Regions from separate parts of the Homo sapiens genome. Here all the other regions are linked to region 3. A link is an interaction called in ENCODE POLR2A ChIA-PET data of the cell type or tissue named here. Cell type or tissue: GM12878. All regions are shown on one strand.

The links. Peaks named below come from ENCODE experiments on the same cell type or tissue, not always from the same donor. Only the 100,000 strongest peaks of a DNase experiment are listed, where the experiment ranks them.
Region 1: POLR2A ChIA-PET joins it to region 3 with 8 read pairs; 1 of 35 experiments calls an interaction of 5 or more read pairs at or near these places.
Region 2: POLR2A ChIA-PET joins it to region 3 with 5 read pairs; 3 of 35 experiments call an interaction of 5 or more read pairs at or near these places.

The regions. Positions count from the first base shown.
Region 1 is chr17:58,618,204-58,623,203 of GRCh38, forward strand. It overlaps TEX14 (testis expressed 14, intercellular bridge forming factor), which reads right to left. Exons shown (of 32, transcript NM_031272.5): 4 at 4,644-4,809; 5 at 3,447-3,583. Among named protein-coding and RNA genes, the nearest start is that of IGBP1C, 71 kb to the right of the region's middle. RefSeq lists an enhancer at 3,244-3,553. In GM12878, no CTCF peak of the experiment used is centred here; DNase peaks (open chromatin) are centred at 2,748 and 3,108; H3K27ac peaks cover 1,322 bases.
Region 2 is chr17:59,016,205-59,021,204 of GRCh38, forward strand. TRIM37 (tripartite motif containing 37) reads right to left here. Exons shown (of 24, transcript NM_015294.6): 20 at 1,092-1,220. Among named protein-coding and RNA genes, the nearest start is that of TRIM37, 88 kb to the right of the region's middle. In GM12878, no CTCF peak of the experiment used is centred here; no DNase peak of the experiment used is centred here.
Region 3 is chr17:58,918,910-58,923,909 of GRCh38, forward strand. The region is part of intron 1 of PPM1E (protein phosphatase, Mg2+/Mn2+ dependent 1E); the gene reads left to right. Among named protein-coding and RNA genes, the nearest start is that of PPM1E, 170 kb to the left of the region's middle. In GM12878, no CTCF peak of the experiment used is centred here; a DNase peak (open chromatin) is centred at 2,042; H3K27ac peaks cover 256 bases.

The DNA of each region.
Region 1 (5,000 bases), 300 kb before region 3:
TTGTTTGAGGCTGCTAAGTTTGGGGGGTGATTCATTATGCAGCAATAGATAACAAATACAGATGGTCAGAGTTGGAAATAACCATAAGCACATCTTGTCCAGTTTTTTCATTATATAGGCAAAAAAATGAAGCCCAGGAAAAGGAAACTTGCTGGCCTGAGGTCATAAAATGCAGCAGTGACCAGACACTGATGTTGCTCATTCCAGCCACTGTTCTTCCCACATTCCACACTCAAACTACCACTTGTGCATCAGGGTCCCCCTTCACTGAAGGTGTCTTGGAAGAAGGGGTGATGCCTCGTATTTCTTTGGCTCCCAGAACCTGGCATGGTGCCATGCAGTAGGTGCTCAGTTAATGCTTGCCAGTTGAGTACTTTCAGCTCAGACTGAAGGAAAAAAGATCCTACTGCCACCAGAGGCACTTTCCTTTTCTTGGCAAATGGCAAAGGAGCTGGGAGACGGTGCATACTCAGGGCCAGCCCTACCTCAGGTCTGTGAGGCCCCACATGCCACTATTAGAGAACAGATGTAAGTGCTTTACTTCTTTTCTATTTCCTCAGCAACTCATCAGTGCCAAGCTGTCCCGTCTCTGCTTTAAGCTGCTATGCTATTGAGGAGAAGACTCTGATGTTTAGACTGAGATAAACTGAGCATCCCAATTTACACCTGGTATCTTAGCACCATTATTGATAGTTTCCCTTTCACTCTCGAAACAGCCAACAGATAATCAGCTATATGGTCACTCTCACTTGAGTAAACAGACCATAAGAAAAAGGCCACTTTTCAACACCAAATCATCAGTCTCTTCTTAAAATAAGGCTTATGTGCTTAGGCCTCAAAAGATCTAGGAGACAGTGGACCGTTTCTTGCCCAGGGGAACAGACCTTGTGCTGACAGTGAGGGTGTCAGCCTCTAGCAGCAGTGGAACTGGGGGTTACCAGTGACGAGGCCTCCTGCCTTCCACTCTGGGGCCTCTGGGCAGTACATGGCTCTTTGGAGGGGAGAGTTCTTTCTAAGCAAAAGAGCCGAGTGTTCTCAAACAGTGACCTGGACAACTGCAGTTCAGACCAACATTTCCTGCTCTCTTACCTAAATTTCTCAGCACACATCTATATAACTCGGCTGGGTTAAGGGGAGAAAAAAACTAACTCTAGTCATCTACAGCCATCTGTCCTCAACTCAGTGCTTTTCTTCTTTCCCCAGTCCAAGCTCTGTGCAAACACACGTGTGAGGAATCTTATCTGACACGGCACCACTCACAAATCTTAGAGGCTAACTCTAATTTCAAGAATTTGTGTGGTTTTTTACATTAAGAGGAGGGGGGGCGGGCACGGTGGCTCACGCCTGTAATCCCAGCATTTCAGGAGGCAGAGGCAGGCGGATCACCTGAGGTCAGGAATTCCAGACTAGCCTGGCCACGGTGAAACCCCATCTCTACTAAAAATATAAAATTAGCCAGGTGTGCTAATTTTATAGTAATCCCAGCTACTAAGGAGGCTGAGGCAGGAGAATTGCTTGAACCCAGGAGACAGAGGTTGTGGTGAGCCGAGATTGCACGGACTCCTGCCTGGGCGACAGAGAAGACTCAGTCTCAAAAAAAAAAAAAAAAAAAAGGTGGGGGAAGAGGAGTGTATTTCCATGTAAGCATTCCATTAACCCCGTAAGAATGTTTCCTCTAATTCTAAACTAAATGCTGTATCTAGATGAGTAACTAAGATTGTAAAAGCTCATCCACATTTACACTTGGGTTTTCCTTTCAGGCTCACTCATGAGCCTCCTCTCCTTGTACAGAGCCCTACCATGCACCAAGCAGCTAAGGGTTAGTAGCAATGAATAGGATAGACACAGCCCCTGAGCTCTTGGAATTCACAATTTAATTGGAAAACTGGAGAAGAACATATACAAATAAAATAATTGCAAACTATGACAATTCTCTAAACTCTGAAGGACGGGTCTCCATACAAGCGCCAGGGGCAGAGGCAGGAGATGAAGGGGGAGGGCTTGGATGAGGCAGGGTCTCCAAGGCCGGATAAGGGATTTCTAAACCTATCCTAATAGCCATGGGGAAGGTCCTTAAGGAGTTTTAGCAGAGTGGTACAACCTGATTTCCATTATTTTAGTTTTATTTGATTACTTTATTTTTTGAGACAGGATCTCGCTCTGTCACCCAGTTTGGAGTGCAGTTGCATGATCTTGGCTTGCTGCAACCTCCACCTCCCAGATTCAAGTGATCCTCTCACCTCAGCCTCCAGAGTAGCTGGAACTATGAGGAGCACACCAACACACTCGGCTAATATTTTTTTTTTTTGAGACAGTGTGTTGCTCTGTCACCCAGGCTGGAGTGCAGTGGTGCGATCTCGGCTCACTGCAACCTCCGCCTCCTGGGTTCAAGTGATTCGCCTGCCTCAGCCTCCTGAGTAGCTGGGATTACAGGTGCATGCCACCACACCCGGCTAATTTTTGTATTTTTAGTAGAGACGGGGGTTTCACCATGTTGGCCAGGCTGGTCTCGAACTCCTGACCTCAGGTGATCCACCCACCTCAACCTCCAAAAGTGATTACAGGTGTGAGCCACTGTACCCAGCCACCTGATTTCCATTTTTAAAAGGTCATTCTGGATGCTGAGCAAAGAGCCAAAACTGGCCAGAGTGGCACGCAGCACAGCCGTTAGGAGTTAACGGAATCATGAACTCATCTCGCCTGAGAAGCCAGCAGCATCCAATCATCAGAGGAAAGCCAGGACTCAAAGTGCATGAATGACAGGACAAGGAAGCCTGCAAAAGTGTGGTGAGCCCAGCTACCCTGCTTACAGAAAGAGATGCCATCAGAGGAAAGCCAAATGGGAAGGATTCTCTACATACAAACCCTAAGTCAACCAATCCCAGAGAAGTTAAAATGACACTCCTCCCTTCCAAGCTTAACCCTGAGCATGGAGAAAAGCATGGAGCCCACCTCCTGCAGCTGTGATGGGAGAAGAGGGGGCTGCCCATCCAGCTGGCAGCAAGTCTCTCGTATCAGCTGAAAATAGCCCAAGAAACCGTAAGTTAAGCATTTGTGGTCTTTTGCAACCTTAGTAATAAAGGAACACTCTTTCTGTGGTTCAGGAGATGACAAAAAAGCCAGCCAGGTGTCCTGCTGGGTAAGGGTTTTCTGCTGGGCTCCTCAGACCTGAGATGTTCTCCTTCTGCTAACCACAGGGTGGTTTCCATCAGAGCCCACACTCATTCCTCTCACACCTTCTCAGGGAGAGGAGAGAGAGGGCGAAAGGTGATCCTCTGGCCTTCCTTCATCAAGGCCAAGCCTTTTCTTTCCAAGCACACCCCTTTGGATGGGCCAGATGCCAGAGGGCACTGATGTGGAGGAGCTGAGGCAACCCATGCTGCAGGGCTCCCACGAGGAAGGCTGGGTGATGGAGACTATCCCACTCTGCTCAAGGCAGTACTCACCCCTGCACGAGGCCCCCACACCAGGACGGGCTGTAGACAAGCCGCTGCGGGGAGTCTATCTTCTTCAGGAGGTCGTAAGAGAAGCCCTGGATGATGGCCTGCATGTGTGAGGCACAGCGCTGCATGAACTCCACTATCTGCAAAACATCGCAGAGATGCCCAGTGCGGGCGCACCAGTTCTCAATGGAATGGAAGCTTGGGTATGAAGATAAGTGGTCCGAGGAGCTGAGAGCCCCCAACAGAAAAACCTCTCAAAAGGAAAGGGCCCAGGTGATTTTCTAAAGGTATGGAATGTTTTCAGGGAGAGGCTTTAGGGAAACAATTTCCTCCAACTCCCTCCTTCAACAGATGAGGAAACCAAGGCCAAGACGAGTAAAATTTGCTGGTCCAAGGCCCAACAGCTTTAATAAGCAGGAGCCCCAGAAAGGAGACTGCACACAGAGGGGCCTGGCACTGTACCTGCCCTTTGAGTTTTACATTTATGTTATTTAGTCTTCATTAAAACACATCACACCAGCTGGGTGCAGTGGCTCATGCCTGTAATTCCAGCACTTTGGGAGGCCAAGGTGGGCGAATCACCTGAGTCAGGAGTTCGAGACCAGCCTGGCCAACATGGAGAAACCCCGTCTTTACTCAAAATACAAAAGTTAGCTGAGTGTGGTGGTGCATGCTTGTAATCCGAGCTACTCAGGAGGCTGAGGCAGGAGAATTGCTTGAACCCAGGAGGCGGAGGTTGCAGTGAGCTGAGCTCGCGCCACTGCACTCCAGCCTGGGCAAGACTCCTTCCCAAAAAAAAAAAAAAAATTCCCACCTGCCAAACAAAGTTACTTAATGTCAGTGGGCCTCAGTTTCCCCACCTGTACAATAAGGACATTAATAGTACTTACCTGAGAGGTTGTTGTGAAGATTGAGTTAATATATAAAAAACATTTAAAACAACATCTGAGTCATGGTAAGTGCTAGTTAAATGGGTCAGACAAAATTACAGTTGTTTGCCTTTCCCATCGAATACGATGAGTAGAAAGGTTCACTAGACCTGCCGGAAGTTTCGCAGCTGGCTAATTTGCTTCGATCCAAGCCTGAGACTCCAGTACCAATACTAAGGCCACTGTACGCTCTGTGCTGACCACTGGGAGCCTGACTCTCAGCCCAGTACTCTTCTAGTGGGCATGGCTACAGAGTGGGACCCACCCTTACCTGGGTGCTACGCTCCTTTCCTGCTGTCAAAGCCCAAGTCTTCGGGTTTTGACCCCTCTCATCGTGGAGTCGCAGGTCACCTCCTGCATCCAGCAGTTTGCTAAGGATCCACTGATTGCCCGAAAATGCTGCTGCATGGACAGGGGTGCTCCCATCAAAGCAGCGGCTGGGGAGGGAGATGAGTACAATTGATGTCCATGGCAATGCTCCTGCATTCCATGGAGCGGGGCTCAGCGTGCAACACAGGGCTCCCATTCTACAAGGCAACGTTGGTGACGAGGAATATAACAACATCATTTGTGAGGCCCCTGTCTGTGCCCACAGGAACTTTCTGTACACACACACACACACACACAC
Region 2 (5,000 bases), 97 kb after region 3:
CCAATGTGGTGAAACCCCATCTCTACTACAAATACAAAAATTAGCCAGGCGTGGTGGCGTGCACTTGTAGTCCCAGTTACTCAGGAGACTGAGGCAGGAGAATCACTTGAACACGGCGGGCGGAGGTTGCGGTGAGCCGAGATCGCACCATTGCACTCCAGCCTGGGCAACTAGAGGAAAAAACTCCATCTCAAAAAAAAAAAAAAAAAAACTTCAAAAATAATTTTGAAACATATCCCTTGTTTTTTATGCCAAGCATCTAAAATTAAGGAGTCCAGGCCAAGTGTTGTGGCTCACACCTGTAATTTTACACTTTGGGAGGCTGAGACAGGAAGATTGTTTGAGCCCAAAAGTTCAAGACCAGCCTGGACAATGTAGCAAAACCCTGTCTCGGCAAAAAAAAAAAAAAAAAAAAAAAAAAAAAAAGCCAGGTATGGCTGCATGTGTCTGTGTCTGTGGTCCCAGCTACTTGGGAGGCTGAGGTGGAAGGATCACTTTTGTCTGGGAGGTCAAGGCTACAGTGAGCTATGATTGCACCACTGCATCCCTAGCCTGGAAAACAGAGCAAGACTCTGTCTCAGGAAAACAACAAAAATAAAGAATAAATAAAATTAAGGTGTTTAGAATACATAGTCTAATGGCTGTATTTTGTTAAGGGTCTGTTCTGTTGAGATCAAGAAACTTTCCAGCCAGGTGTGGTGGGGCTCATTCCTGTAATCCGAGCACTTTGGGAGGTTGAGGCAGGCGGATTGCTTGAGCTCAGGAGTTTAAGACCAGCCTGGGCAACCTGTCTCTACAAAAAATACAAAAATTAGCTAGGCGTAGTGGTGCACACCTGTAGTCCCAGCTACTTGGTGGGGCTGAGGCAGGAGGATCTCTTAAACCACCGGTCGAGGCCACGGTGAGCCAAGATCGCACCACTGCACTCCAGCCTGGGTGACAAAGTGAGACCCTGTTTCAAAAAAAGAAACTTTCAAATCCAACTTTAGCATTTTTGGTGCCCTTCAAGATCTAAAGCTCCACGATAACATCAATTTCAGGTAATAAATATTTACCCCACTAAAAGTACATTCTGAATCCCTCAAATTTACCTTCAGACAGAGTCTGACAGTCTCCCTTTGAACGACTATTTTCTCCAGGGTCCACTGCTCTTCGAAGTGATAGACTACCTGCTACACTGGATCGAGCTGGCTTGGGCGAATTACTCTTCTTATTTGTGGCTGCAAAGACATTTAAGAACACCTCTGAATAGGCTACTACAGCACAAAACTCACTATTTAGTCTGTCAGAAAAAGTTTTAATCTTACCTTGCATGGAAGCTGTTCTCTCTACTGTCTAAAAATAAACAACATTCTGTAGCCCCAATTGGTTTAGACTTTTGTCATAAAACATTCCCATCTTGTTGCTTGTAGAGCAGAATCTTTTTTTTTTTTCCCCCAGATGGAGTCTTGCTCTTGTTGCCCAGGCTGGAGTGCAATGGAGCGATCTTGGCTCACTACAACCTCCACCTCCTGGGTTCAAGCAATTCTCCTGCCTCAGCCTCCCGAGTAGCTCAGATTACAGGCACTCGCCACCATGCCCAGCTAATTTTTGTATTTTTAGTAGAGACGGGGTTTTGTCATGTTGGCCAGGCTGGGTCTCGAACACCTGAACTCAGGTGATCCACCTGCCGCGGCCTCCCAAAATGCTGGGATTACAGGCATGGGCCACCGCACACCGCCCGTAAAATCTTAACTTAAAAGATTATCTGTGAGCTCCTTAAGAAAAATCATACAAATTTCAATGCAGTTAAACTATTAACAAATATATAACCCGTCAAACATTTGGAAATTATAAAGTATTATTGGATTAAAAAGAAAAATCAATGCTGAGTTAGAAACAAATTACAATTATGGTACTTGAAATCAAAATGTCTGTGGCCAAACCAGTAGTGAAAAGAAAATGTACGGCCTTAAAATGAATTAATTAGGGAAAAAAGGGACTATATGACCTAATATGCATAGATTCAAAAGCTAGGAAGACAATAAAAATAAGCAAGCAAGAATGCTATTGCCAGAAGGCAGGGCCCTGCCCTTGAATTCAGCCTGCAGAACTGTGAGTTAAATAAATCTCTTTTAAAAATACATTTTAAAAAAAGAATAAAAATAAAATTGTAAAAAACAATAAAAATAAAAAATTCATTAATAGGTAATAAACAGGTTTAGCATGGTTGCAGGATATAAGACAAAATAACTTATTGTATTTCTCTGCACTAGCAGACAATGTGAGAATGAAGTTAAGAAAACAATTTCATTTTTAATAGCATAAAATACAATTAAAATACTTAGGAATTTATTTAACAAAAGAAATGTGAGACTTGTCCACTGAAAACTACCACACATTCTTGAAAGAAAATAGAGACAACAGCAAAGACATCCTGTGTTCATCACTGATTAGAATACTTAATACTGTTAACAAAGCAATATTCTTAAAATTGATCTACCGATTCAACACAATTTCTAAAATAATAGTAGCTGTGTTTTTTTTTTTTTGCAGAAATTGACAAGCTAATCCTAAAATCCATTTGAAAATGTAAGAGACCCACAATACCCAAAACAATCTTAAATGGAACACTCACTTCTGATTTCAAAAGTTACTATAACTAAGTAATCAAGACTATGTGGTACTGCCATATACACATATATATCATCAAAACAGAATTGAGAGTCTAGAAACAAACCCTTATATTTATGGTCCACTGATTTTTGACAAGGATGCCAAGACAATGCAATGGGCAAGGAAAAAAAGAGGGACAATAAGTGTTGCCAACGGTATGGAAAACCTGGAGCCCTCATATACTGCTGCTGGGAATATAAAATGATGCAGCTACTTTGGAAAATAGTCTGGCACTGGTAGTTCCTCAAAAAGTTAAACACAGTTGCCATGTAACCCATTAATTCCACTTCTAAGCATATACTCAAACAAAACCATATGTCCAAACAAAAACTTGTACATGAACGTTCATAGCAGCACTACTGATAATAGCCAAAAAGTAAAAACAACCCAAATATCCATCAACTAATGAGTGGATAAACAGTATGTAGTACAGCCATACAATAAAATATCATGCAGACATAAAAAGGAATATATGCCACAACATGAATGAACCTTGAAAGGGCTGTGTTAAGTGAAATAAGCCAGACATAGAAGACCTCATATGGTATGAGTCTATATAAAAAGTCCAGGCTGGGCGCAGTGGCTCACATCTGTAATCCCAGCACTTTGGGAGGCTGAGGTGGGTGGCGCATGAGGTCAAGAGATTGAGACCAACCTGGCCAACATGGTGAAACCTCGTCTCTACTAAAAATACAAAAGTTAGCTGGGCATGGTGGCGCACACCTGTAGTCCCAGCTACTTGGGAGGCTGAGGCAGGAGAATGGCGTGAACCCGGGAAGCGGAGCTTGCAGTGAGCCGAGATTGTGCCACTACGCTCCAGCCTGGGTAACAGGGAGAGACTCCGTCTCAAAAAAAAAAAAGTCCAGAAGAAGAAAAATCCATAGGGAAAAAGTAGATTAGTGGTTACCAGAAGATAGTAGAAGGGGAAGATGGGGAACGACTTTTAATGGGTTTGGAGTTCTAGGGAGAGGGTTAATGAAAATGTTCTTAGACTTAGATAAATGTTCTAGACTTACGAAAAATGATGACCAATTTCTCCACTAAAAGGATAAATGAATTATTGGTTAAGGAAAAAAGAATGCATTAACAGTCTGGGTGCGGTGGCTCATGCCAGTAATCCCAGCACTTCAGGAGGCCAAAGTGGGTGGATTACCTGAGGTCAGGAGTTCGAGACCAGCCTGGCCAGCATGGTGAAACCCCATCTCTACTAAAAATACAAAAATTAGCCCGGTGTGGTGGCACACACCTGTAATCCCAGCTACTCAGGAGGCTGAGGTAGGAGAAGTGCTTGAGCCCAAGAGACGGAGGTTGCAGTGAGCCAAGATCACGCCACTGCACTCCAGCCTGGTGGACAGAGCGAGACTCTGTCTCAAAAAAAAAAAAAAAAAAAAAAAAAAAAAAGCATTAACAAAGACAAAAGCAGAAATATAATGAAATGGTAAAAGACAATGGATGAAATAAATCTAAGAACTTGGTCTTTGAGGAGATGAACAAAATTAGCAAATCCCTTGAGCAGGTCAAATCAAAGGAGAAAAAAAAACAGAAGTAAGCAATAAAATAAGTGAAAAAGAAGTTAACAACCCATATGCACAAGAAGTTTTAAAAATTTAAGAAAATAGAATAAATGACTGTATATCAATAAATTTAAAGACCCAAATATAATTAGTTTTTCTTGGAAAACTATAGTAACTGACTTAAGTAGCAGCAGAAGTATGAGAAAACTACATCTGACAAGAGATTAATGACCAGGATCTCAAACAACTCTATAGGAAAAAATTCAATAATCTGATTAAAAATGGGTAAAAATCTGAATAGATATTTCTTAAAAGACGACACACAAATAGCAAACAGGCATATGAAAAAGTGCTCAACATCACTGATCATCAGAGAAATGCAAATCAAAACTACAATAAGATACCATCTCATCCCAGTTAAAATGGCTTTTATCCAAAACACAGGCAATAACAAATGCTGGTGAAGATGTAGAGAAAAGGCAACTCTCATACACCATTGGTGGGAATGTAAGTTAGTAAAACCACTACGGAAAACAGTTTGGAGGTTCCTCAGAAAAACTAAAAATAGATCTACCATATGATCCAGCAATCCCACTGCTGGTTATATACCCAAAAGAAAGCAAATTAGTATGTCAAAGAGGTATCTGCATTCCCATGTTTACTACAGCATTATTCACAATAACCATGGTTTGGAAGCAACCTAAGATCCACAGACAAATGGATAAAGAAAATGTTAGGTTGGGCGTGGTAGCTCACGCCCGTAATCTCAGCACTTTGTAAGCCCGACTCAAGTGGATCATTTGAGGTCAGGAGTTTGAGACCAGCCTGACC
Region 3 (5,000 bases):
TCAAAATCTAAATCTAGATAAAATGCAGAAAAGGGATTGCTTTTATGAGCTACAGTTATGAGGTCTAAAATTTTATCTACATAAGCTGGGATGTTGACATGTTTAAAACCCCAAACATTCTGTACTGAACCATAAATGGAAGCAGAGCTATAGTCTCCAGAGTTGTAATTTTCCCAGTGGTTTGATTCAGAGTACTTTGAAAAGGTAATTTAAATTTAAATTTGAAAGGGAGAAATGCCTAAAGGTTTTATGGCTCTCAGAAGATAATGGATAGGAATAGTCATTGTATGTGAGAGAAGGAAGAAAACCATAAGAGAAATGTGGCATTTAGAAACATGTACTAAACCTGGTGGAAGAATAGAAATTGATAGATGGAAAGAGGTGATGTAGGGAAAATATACAGTCATTGAACTTGAGAGTTCTTGAATAGTTAACATTCAGCTTTCATTCTATTCATTTAATAAATATTTACTGAGTACCTTCTGTGTGCTTTTTGGCACCGTGGTTTTAAGCAGATAAGTGTCAATGACATAACTAATTTTAAACTTTCTGTTTTGAAACCATTTTAGATTTACAGCGAGTTGAAAAGATAGAGGCTGGGCACGGTGGCTCACACCTGTAATCCCAGCACTTTGGGAGGCCGAGATGGGAGGATCACCTGAGATCGGGAGTTTGAGACCAGCCTGACCAACATGGAGAAACCCTGTCTCTACTAAAAACACAAAAAATTAGCTGGGCGTGGTGGTGCATGCCTGTAATTCCAGCTACCCAGGAGGCTGAGGCAGGAGAATCACTTGAACCAGGGAGGGGGAGGTTGCAGTGAGCCGAGATCACACCATTGCACTCCAGCCTGAACGACAAGAATGAAACTCTGTCTCAAAAGAAAAAAGGAAAAAAAAAGATAGAGAGTTCTTTCTCCCAGGTGCTACATGATTGTGGTACATTACTCAAAACTAAGAATTTACCATTGGCACTGACAGTTTTAAAGGACATATCTTATCTGGCACTTGCTGGCAGAATAAACTATGGGGTCAGGGGAGGGCAGGGTAGAAGCAGGGAGATCAGTTAGTAGTTGATGACATTAATCCAGGGGAAGCATAGTAATGATGGTTTAGACTAGGTGTTTATCTATAAAAGTGGTAACAGGTAGTCGGATTTTGAAAATAGAACCAAGAAGATTTGCTGATGGATTGGATTTGGGATGTGAGATAAACAGAGGAATCAAAATGACTCTAAGATTTTTGGAAAGGAGTCATTTCTAAAAATGGAAAATGAGTTTTAGCACTAAACTTACTGTCCTTCCTTCCACACCAACCTTACTGCCTTTCTCTCCACAACTCTTTAAAAGTTTTAGTTATTTCATTATCTACACAGACAATCCTCCAATGCTCAGATATCTCTGTTTCTTGACCTCCTCACCTCCAGTGATCTTGTCTTCCACCTCAATTTAGTCACCTGCTCATAAGATCATCCTCTAGGCTATGTCGTTACTAATAACTAAACCTTCATTTTAAGCATTCTACTCTCCTCCCACAACTCCTGTCTTTCCAGCCCTCTCCCTGTAGTATATGGACTTCAACAATTTTAACTCCAACAGGACCTTGGATCCATTTTCTCTATGATCTTCACTACCCTCCTTCCTTGGCCCATTATTAAAATGAGGCAAATGGAAAACTAGAGTTACTATTTGTTGAAATAAGGAAGTTTATAGGAGAAATGGGTTTGATGAAAAGGAGGTTGAGAATTAGGATTTTGTTTTAGGACAAATAAGTTTAATAAGTTTGAAATGAGCATTAGATATCCAAGAGCAGGTACTTGAATATAAGAGCCTAGTGTTCGAATGAGAGGTTTGGACCAGAAACATACAATGGGAGTCATCAGCATATAGATAATACATAAAGATATGAGACATGATAAAATCTATTAAATGGATAGAGATAGAGAAGAGGTCAAGGACTGAACCCTGGGCATTACCATTTTTAGAGATCAGGAAAAGAGAAACCAGTGAACAAGATCAAAAGAAGCATCTAATGAAGTAGAAAGAGAACCAAGAGAAGTGGTGACCTAAAAGTGAAACAAAAAGGTTTCAAGGTGGAGAAAAATGATCATTTCTGTCATATACTGCTGATAGTCCAAATAAAATGAAGATGAGAATTGACAGTTGGATTTGGCAACATGGAAGCCATTGTGACTTTAATAAGAGCAGTTTCAGAAAAGCACTGAGAATTAGAGCCTGAATGGAATGAGTTTAAGAGACAATGGGAATAAAGAAGGTAGAGACAGCAAGTACAGATTGCTCTTTCATGTTTGATTGTAAAGGGCAGCAGAGAAATGGGACTTTGACTGAGGAGGTGAAATGTTGGTCAAGAAACCTGTATTTTAACATTGGAAACATTGTATGCTGATGGAAATGACTAGTAGAGAGGGGTAATTGATAATGTAAGAGAAAGACAGTTACAGGTTGGTGAGAGGGGATAGAATCCAGTAGATGTGGCTAGGTGCAGTGGCTCATGTCTGTAGTCCTAGCACTTTGGGAGGCTGAGGTGGGTGGATCACTTGACCCCAGGAATTTGAGACCAGGCTAGGCAGCATAGTGAGACTCCATCTCTACAAACAAACAAACAAACAAACAAAAAACAACATCTGGGTGCCTGTGAGGTAGGAGGATCGCTTGAACCTGCCTGGTTGAGGCTGCAGTGAGCCGTGATCGTGCCACTGCACTCCAGGCTTGGGTGACAGAGTGAGACTCTATCTCAAAAAAAAAAAAAAAAAATTCAGTGAATCAGTAGAAGAGATGGCCTTAGATAGGATTATGGACAGTTTTACCATTGTGTAGGAAGAAAGAGTGTGGCCGGGCACGGTGGTTCATGCCTGTAATCCCAGCACTTTGGGAGGCCGAGGTGGGTGGATTGTCTGAGGTCAGGAGTTGAAGACCAGGCTGGCTAACATGGTAAAACCCCATCTCTACTAAAAATAAAAAATTAGCCGGGTGTGGTGGCACGCACCTGTAATCCCAGCTACTCGGGAGGCTGAGGCAGGAGAATTGCTTGAACCCGGGAGGCAGAGGTTGCAGTGAGCCGAGATTGCACCACTGCACTCCAGCCTGGGCAACAGAGCGAGACTCCATCTCAAAAAGAAAAAAAAAAGAAAAAAAAAAAGTGTATGGGTACAGATGCACATATTTTAGTATATATTTAGTATGATGAGAGCTTACGTGAGTTATAATTTCTATTTTTTTCAATGAGGAGAGGGAGGGAGAAGAGTTGATTTTTTTTTTTTTAATATAGTAAGGTAAGTAACACTAAAGGCTCATTTAACGTTAGTAGTAATGAATTAAAGGAAGCCAAGTCATTATGTTTGAGTTTTACTTTGGTCACATTCAGCTGTCTGAATGCTGCAGTGGCACGATCATAGCTCACTGCAACCTCGAACTCCTGGGCTCAAGGGATCCTCCCACCTCAGCCTCCCATATAGCTAGGATTACAGGTGTGTGCCACCACATCTGGCTAATTTTTGTATTTTTTTGTAGAGATGGGATATTGCTATGTTGCTGAGACTGGTCTTGAACTCCTGGCTTCAAGCAATCCTCCTACTTCAGTCTCCTAAAGTGTTGGGATTGCAGATGTGAGCCATTGAGCCCAGCCTCTTACCTTATTCTTTTTAATGGCTGCATTGTATTCCATTGTATTTCACCTGTGCCCTATTGAGAATTTTTTTTTATTATTATTTCTAGGTTTTCACTGTAGTGAACATCTTTAAATATATGTCTTGAAGTACTTTTTTTTTTTTTTTTGAGATGGAGTCTCACTCTGTTGCCCAGGCTGGAGTGCAGTGGTGCGATCTCGGCTCACTGCAACCTCTGCCTCCCGGGTTCAAGTGATTATCCTGCCTCAGCCTCCTGAGTAGCTAGGACTACAGGTGCATACCACCACACTCAGCTAATTTTTGTATTTTTAGAAGAGACGGGGTTTCACCATATTGGCCAAGATGGTCTTGATCTCCTGACCTAGTGATTGAAGTACTTTTACAGCTATATAAATAGAATAAATTTCTAATGTTAGGTTGAAATAAATGTGAATTTTGAAAAATATTAGGGCCAGGTGTGATAGCTTATGCTTGTAATTCCAAGACTTTGGGATGCCAAGACAGCTGGATCACTTGAGGCCTGGAGTTTGAGACCAGCCTGGCCAACATGGCAAAACCCATCTCTACTAAAAATACAAAAATTAGCTGGGCATGGTGGTGCACACCTGTAGGCCCAGCTACTCATGAGGCTGAGATGGAAGGATCACTTGAGCCCAGGAGGCAGAGGTTGCAGTGAGCCGAGATTGCACCACTATACTCCTATCTGGGTGACAGAGTGAGACCCTATCTCAAAAAAAAAAAAAAAAAAGAAAGAAAGAAAAGAAAATATTAGGTGGATAAATGATGTGGTGGCACCACTTATTATCCCAAAGCTTTGGGAGGCAGAAGCTGGAGGATCACTTGAGGCCAGGAGTTTGAGACCAACCTAGGCAACATAGTGGGATCCCATTCCTAAAAAAAAGTCATTTGGGCTGGGCATAGTGGCTCACGCCTGTAATCCCAGCACTTTGGGAGGCCAAGGTGGACAGATCACCTAAGGTCAGGAGTTCAAGACCAGCCTGGCCAACATGGTGAAACCCCGTCTCTACTAAAAATAAAAAATTAGCCAGGTGTGGTGGCATGTGCCTCCCGAGTACCAGCTACTCGGGAGGTTGAGGCAGGAGAATCGCTTGAACCTGGGAGGCGGAGGTTGCAGTGAGCTGAGATCGCACTACTGCACTCCAGCCTGGGTGACAGAGTAAGACTTCGTCTCAAAAAAAAAAAAAAAAAAGTCATTTGGACATGGTGGCTTGCACCATAATCCCAGCTACTCAGGAGGCTGAGGAGGGAGGATTGTTTGAGCCCAGGAATTCGAGGTTGCAGTGAGCTATGCTTGCATCACTTTACTCCAGCCTGGGCAACAGAGAAAGACCCCC